2 separate regions of the Mus musculus genome follow, and region 1 is linked to region 2. A link is a contact called in ENCODE Hi-C or POLR2A ChIA-PET data. All regions are on one chromosome and are shown on one strand. The core of a region is the stretch at or near the end of the contact, and the rest is flanking DNA. Distances in the headings are between cores, read along the strand shown.

Region 1 (3,586 bases), core at 431-2,930, 200 kb before region 2:
CCTCTCTAACCAAAAAGGAAAAATATTAAGACCAAATCATCGACCCTAGTTAAATAAAACTTTCTCATAGGGTCGCATTGTTCTTTATTTATCTTCAAGGGCCTTTTTTTTTTCTGGGGGAAAAAAGTGTACTTTGCTCTAAAGCATACGCAGCTAACCACCGGATCACTCGAGTGCATATTTGGTTAATCCCCTGGTTTCCCTCTCTACTCCCTCCCCCCAAACTTACAAAAAAAAAAAAAAAAAAAAAAAAGCCACTACACAAAACAAAAACACTCCCTATGCCAAGCAAGACGCTGCTATACTGTGCACAAAACAAACCTAACCATCACAACCCAATCTCAGAAACCCAGTTTTCAGGGAGAAATTATTCGTATTAACATGCATTCACTCAGGCACACATATACTTTTACATGAGCTATGTTTTTCCCCTCAAACTAGAAACCATGAATCTTTAGAACCAAAACCAGCCTCTTTATAAAAGTCAATACCAATAAATGCATTCCCAGTAACATGATTCCCAACTGGGTCATGTTGCAAGCTAGATAAGCCAAAAGGGCCACATATATTAAATGATGTGCCAGTGCTAGAAGATCGCCATAATCGTACTCTGGATTGCAACTTAGCTTCCAACACACATACCTTACACGATTTTCCAAATAACACTAATAACAGGCTCATTTGTATGCAAAGTGCAATATGGGACCAAATCCGCCCGAGAATGCAGTTAGATCACTGCGGGGGCCCCCACACACAGAACCCCAACCTCCACCAAAACCCCTTGCCTTTCACCAAAACTACATCAACGTTGTGTCATTCGAGGTCAATTTATATACTTGAGGTATCTCTACACCAGTCTGTTTTCTCAACCAAACTAGGCAGACACGACTTTGCCTGAAAAGCCCTTTCGGAAAAGAAAGAGCTTTATCGGACGCTGTTTAAAACCTTTCAGCTGCAGAATTATCTATAAACTTGACATTCACAACCATCGCTTAAAACTGCAAGCCAAAGGATGTGTTGTTAAGAGCACTTACGTATTTCTTCTGAATGATATTCCTCTTGGGTCTTTCCTTGCTCATTCTGAGATCCAAATGCTGATTGCAAAAGGGGACAATTGCTTCATGAATTTAAAGCCGTCAGAAATTTGCAAAAAAATATCCTGGTGGTTTTTATTGTTGTTGGTGGTGGTTGATCTTGTAATCCGACTTTTCTTCCTCTTCCCCCAAAACCAGATTCGCCTTGAAATAAATCCGAAATTGAGAAGGATAAAAGAAAAAATATAAAAAGAGCCAAAGACGAGCGAAGCAAACAAGAAAAATTCACTTTAGTAAAACACTCATAATGGAAAATTTCCCCCGAAACATACAACAGACACAAAAAAAGAAAAGAAAAAAAAAGAAGAAAAAAAAAAAAACCGACGCCCTTCACTCCCCCCCTTTTTCTTCCAAAAACTACATCAGCGAAACGTGAAGGTCCTTAGTATCTGATCTGTAGTTACATCTTGAAGAAGAAAAAAGGAAAAGATAAATTTAAAATGTTGGAAGTCACGTTTGTGCTGCAGCAGCAGTGCGAGCAGAAGAGTCAACTCCAGCGGCGGCGGTGGCGGCGGCAGCACCACAGCGGAGGGCTCGCCGAGTCTCTTTTTTCCAAGCCCCTTAACCAATGAGAGAGAGGCTAGCCAGCCCAACTTTAAATGGACTCTGCTTTTATACAAGTTAGGGCTCCTCGGCTAATTCGCCACCTCCCGCCAGCCGAAAACTCCCACAGCTGAGCCCCCCGCACGCCTGCCTAACCTCTGCCCACAAGCCCCGGCCCGGTGCGGAGAACTCCCGCAGCCCCGTCGACGAGACCCCGGAAAGGCCTCCACGAAGCCTCTGCGGGCCGCCCGTCAGGCGCCTCTCCCACGCCGAGCCCAGTCGTGGAATTGAGAGAGGCTCCCTAGCTCAATGCATGGCACGCTCGGTCGCTCCACCTCAGCCCCTTCCCCCCCCCCCCCCCCACCCGCAGTCCGCTCACCCAACAGTCGCCGCATGCAAACCTTCGCCACTGCCCTCACGTCTACCTGCAGCCGGGCAGCTGGGTACCAGTGCCCCAGGACGCCCGGCCCGGGGGAGAGCCGCCTATTCCCGGGGCACCTTAGAATAGTCCCCTTGATCTTCTGGAAGTTGTAGTCCCTTGACTACAAAATGGCTATGGCCACGGAAGCGAAGAACTACAATTCCCAGCGTGCCCCACGCCTCCTGTCACTCAACTCCCTTTTCCCCGATCGCTTCCCCCTCCCCCTTCCCCGGGCCCTGCCAACAAACGCTTGGACGTGTCCCGCGTGCGACACTGCTAGAGGCTGGCTCGGGATTGGCCCGCGGAGCGTGTGGTCCGGGAGCGAGGAACTCCCCACGCCGGCCCCGCCCCCCAGTCCCCTCCCCGCGGGGGCCGCCCTCCCGGCCCGGCCCGGCTCGGCCCGGCCCCGCGCGCCCCGCCCCGCCCCCACCCCGGGCGCGAACCGCCTGTGGAATCGAGGAATCGGCGCGCGAGAGCGCGCCCGCGGGCCCGCGAGGGCAAGCCGCCAGGCTTCCCGGGGGAAAGGCCTCGGAGCGTGGCGGCGGCGGCGGCGGGGGGCGGTGTCAGCGAGGGGTTGGAGCGGGTCCTCAGCCAAACTGGGCCACGCACCAAGAGGGATCCTCGCTCGGTGCGAACTCGCTGATCGGCAGCGCCCGCTTGCTTCAGCCGTTGCCGGCGGTGTCACCTCAGGACAAGCGCCCGTGTGCCGAGCAAGCGGGCGGCCGCTCGGCCGCCGGGGTGGTCCGAGGTCACGGCTCCAAGCCGGCCCGCGGCCGCACGCGACCCCACGCGCGAGGCAGACGCGGCTGGGGCAGCCTCCCGGCGAAAGCTCGCGGCCTCGTGGTCGCCGGCCCGCGTGCCCGCCCCTGTCCCCGGGGCCGACGCGACCCTAGGCCGTCGCCGGTGGCTCCGAGGTGAAGCCCCGCCGTCCCTGGAGACGGTGAAGGGGGTCTTTACCCTCAGGACTAGGGCTGTCCGCGACCGAGACTCCCAACGCCGAGGTGAAACCGTGAACGGAAAAATGGAGACCGACCCCCCAACACAGGCAGCCCGTAAGGAAGCGTCTCGAACACTGAGTGCCCGAGAGCCCAATGGTCTGTGCCCCGCAGCCTTACCTGCCCCAGCCCCTGCCCTGCCCAGGCTCGCCAGTCGCTCAGATCAATGGATCGCAGGCCCTGCTGTCGCTCTCGGGGGCATTCGCAGGAACTTTAGCACGGCTCCCAGCCTCGGCGCTAATTTCCTGGTTCTAACCTATGGTCTTCAAGGTCCTGCTTTTCAAATCTGACTGGCTAGCCTCAGGGAAGCGAAAAGGCTTGGAGCCTCTCCCATCCACCTGCAGACACACATTGGCTTCTTCCTCTCTCTCCTCCCGGGCAGTCGGTTCCCAAAACAAGCACTCCCGAGTCACGACCATTCCACTGTTAGTCGCAACAGGGCAACTTAGTCATGGTGTCTAGAAGGTTCTAAAAAAGCGAGTTAACACCTATGGATTCAGAGGTCACAGTGGCCACTTCAGACAAGTTGAGCG
Region 2 (3,339 bases), core at 312-2,811:
ATGGCTTTGGAGGCTCAAGGGCGTGGTGCTGACACCTAATGCTATGAGGATCCTGTGGTAGATGTCCTCCCAGTGGTAAGACTTCGTGGTAAGGGTAAGTAGCAGATTAGAAAATGTTCCAAGCTCTCTTATAAAGCCCATTCACTATCACAACAACCAATACATTCCCCTGTGTCCTAACCCACTCCCTCAAAATGGCATGGATTCATTAATGAACAAAAATGACTTAATTATTTCTTGATAGGCCCTAGTCTTAAAGGTCCTGATGCTGCTATGGAAGCAAGGTTTTTACATGAGACCTTGGGGGACAAACTGTATCCCTAACACAGGACCCATCACTGATGTATCGCTAAGATATGTCTTAGAGCATACACTGGGTGCTTGATAAACGTGGGAGGACATAGCTGAGAATCAGCATGTGCCCGCACCCCCCTCTAACTTCCCCAGAGGCAGGGTGTAGCTTCCCCTTTGAACAACCTCAGCAGAATCGTGGGCCCCAGTGTGGTCTCCTCATCAGGAATTCTGGTTCCTATGCGTCTCTCTTGTTCCGCATCTTTTTTAAAAAAATGTACTTTATTTATGTCTATGTCCATCTGCCTGCTTGTCTGCATGTGTACGGCATGTATGTAGTTTCTTGCGGAGGCCAGAAGCAGGTTATAGAATCTGTTGGTGCTAGAGTTAGAAGTGGTTGTGAGGCCCCTGATGTGGGTGCTGGGAACCGAACCTGGGTCCTTTGTAAGAGCAGCAAGGGGTGCTCTTAACTACTGCACCATCCCTCCAGCCTGCCCCTACTCTACCTTAGCTTTTTAAAAACCTCTTCCTCAGAATTAGGCAGGGAGGGTTTTACTGGCCCATTATACTGCATCCTGGAAACTTAGGAGAGTTAGACATTGGCCCAGAATTACAAGAAATGGCTAGTGAGCCGGGCATGGTGGCGCACGCCTTTAATCCCAGCGCTCAGGAGGCAGAGGCAGGCGGATTTCTGAGTTCGAGGCCAGCCTGGTCTACAAAGTGAGTTCCAGGACAAGCAGGGATATACAGTGAAACCTTGTCTCGAAAAAACAAAACAAAACAAAAAAAAACAAAAAAAACAAAAAAAAAAAAAAAAAAGAAAAGCAAGAAAACACACTTGGCTGGTGCTCAGGCCCATACCTCTGACTGCATCTTTTCTTTACTCGTGGACTGAGAAGGAGGAAACTCCACCCTACAACAGACCTTCTGAAAAATGAGGACGCCTCCGTGTTCCTGCCCTGAGTGACCACAGGGCTTTGAGCAGCTTCTCTTCTCCCATCCGGTGAAATTGATTTTTAAACACACTGAATTGATTAAAGCGTTGGACCAGGATGGAGCCGGCAAGCAGGCCGAATAAGAGCTGTTTGGCTCTTATATTCACTTCCTTCTTGTCGACGCATCCTGTGCCTGGGGAAATGAAGACGGCTGGGTACTCTCATCCAGGCTAACTGTGGCTTGGCCTCTGTGGAAGGAAACCCACAGTCGATGAAGGGGCACCGAGATGCAGCTGCACGCCTGTTCACAGGGCAGCCACGAATCAGCAAGCTGGGTCACGTCCTGCGCATGCGCCGGTGCCAAGAACGCTCGACAGATCGTAAAGACTGTAACATTTGCTGACGCCTCCTTAGAGGCATGGATGGGTCTATTAGTAATGACATTGGTATGTGGAGTTTGATTGAATATGGACATTAATTTGATTTCCTTAGGCTTCAGGACCAAAACTTCAGGTGGTAATTTTCTGTAGACAATGTATCTGTCTACTTATGTCTGTATGAAGGTTGTACTTACACTGTTTTAGGAAGATGTTGTTTAGTTAACACCCACTCCTAATAACTTCAAAAATAAAATAGCCACCCTTGGGCATTTTGATATGGTGTTTTTCCACTGGCGCCCAAAAGGTTTCTGCCTCAGTCAAACTAAAGTTCATTTTGTTAAACAGTGGCACACTCCCTTTCCTTTTTCTGGAACAGGGATATTCTTCAACTGCAAAGTTGCCCTTGAGGCTCTGACTGCAGTTCTCCTCCAGGGGTGACAATCCAACCATAGGATAGATGGTTTTACTTATTTGTAAGTTTGTGGCAAAGTCAGGGGACACTTGGCATTTTTGTGAGGTTTAGACCAGAGCTGCTCCACAACACGTTTCTGTCTTGTACAACAACAAGTGTCAGCCTCTGATGAAACACTGCAGCAAGCCCCTGGCTCCTAGGCTGTGGGATTCCCTGGAGCCTCTTCATTTCCCTGGAGTAGCTGGGCCTCTGGTTCAGAAGTGGCTTTCAGCTCTGTGGACATGCTGAGCAGATGGGAGGCCGAGACATGGTTTCTCAATATTTTCTGCTTTTTGCCGGGTAAGATTGGGAACGTAGGTCTCAGCTTTGAGTCATGCTTCCGTGTCTCAGGGGACTTCTCTTAGAGTTGGGATCTGGAATGCTCCCTAGTGGTCCATATGGTAAAAGCTTGGCCCCCCAGCTTGGTGAACTAGCTCTTGAGAGTTGGTAGGACCTTTAAAGTGTGGAGCCTAGCCGGAGATCTCCAGCTGTACTGTCCTGTGCCCTTAAAGAGGATCGCAGGATCCTGGGCCCTCCCTTTTCCTCTCTTCCATTTCCCAGAAACAGAGTGAGTAGTGTTGCTTCATAAACTCATACTACGATGTGCTAGCCCAGATCAGAAGCCATGGGGCCCGGGGCTGAAGAGATAGCTTTGTGGTTGAGAGTGCCGACGGCTTTTCCAGGACCTGGGTTCAATTCCCAGCACCCACATAGCAGCTTATGATTGTGTTTGTAGCTCCAAGATCTGACACTCTTGCACAGACATACATGCAGACAAAACACAAATGCACAAAAAATAAATAAGTTATTAAATAAATAAAAGAAACCACAGGGTCAAGTGATTATAGATTAAAACTTCTAAATGTGAATGTCAAAATAAGCCTTTCTTCATCATATCTTGGTTAACCAGGCATTTCTTCTTGTACTGAAGAGCTAACTAATCCAGTCTTTCTGTTTATTTGTTCTCATAGGTGGAAGATGCGCCTACTCTCACTTGGATTTGATATGCCAAGGCTGGTTGATATTTATGGGAGGCCTCATCCTTTCTAAGGAGAAAGGGGGAGGGAGGGGGTAAAGGGGGAGGGGAGAAGGAGAAACTGAGAAAAGCAGAGGTAGAAGAAGCTGTGAGCAGGATGTAAAGCAAATAAATAATAAAAAATACTACATATTTGTCTGTCTATCTGTCTGTCTGTCTATCTATCTATCTATCTATCTATCTATCTATCTATCTATCTATCTATCTAGTTTGTGTGTGTGCATGCACAAGTGGGCATACACATAT

The links. A loop is a pair of places that touch in the nucleus more often than their neighbours do. ChIA-PET counts read pairs that join two places held with the same protein, here RNA polymerase II (POLR2A).
Region 1: a loop to region 2 is called in a map of heart, with 2.0 times the contacts of the local background. The contact joins the promoter of Jarid2 here to the enhancer-like site in region 2. A Hi-C loop is called at or near these places in 2 of 37 maps with a recorded cell type or tissue (gastrocnemius and heart). POLR2A ChIA-PET finds 5 or more read pairs at or near these places in 1 of 5 experiments (Patski).

What each region holds. Positions count from the first base shown.
Region 1 is chr13:44,729,365-44,732,950 of GRCm38, reverse strand. Jarid2 (jumonji, AT rich interactive domain 2) reads right to left here and starts at 1,680. Exons shown (of 18, transcript NM_001205043.1): 1 at 1,035-1,680. The coding sequence starts at 1,079.
Region 2 is chr13:44,533,809-44,537,147 of GRCm38, reverse strand. Gm34276 (a long non-coding RNA gene) reads left to right here. Exons shown (of 5, transcript XR_873341.2): 5 at 3,029-3,183. Among named protein-coding and RNA genes, the nearest start is that of Gm47792, 26 kb to the right of the region's middle. Within about 2 kb of position 1,561, at least 1 of the 3 ENCODE cell types and tissues checked has a DNase peak (open chromatin) inside an H3K27ac peak, as active enhancers do; it is gastrocnemius, where a contact is called at or near this core.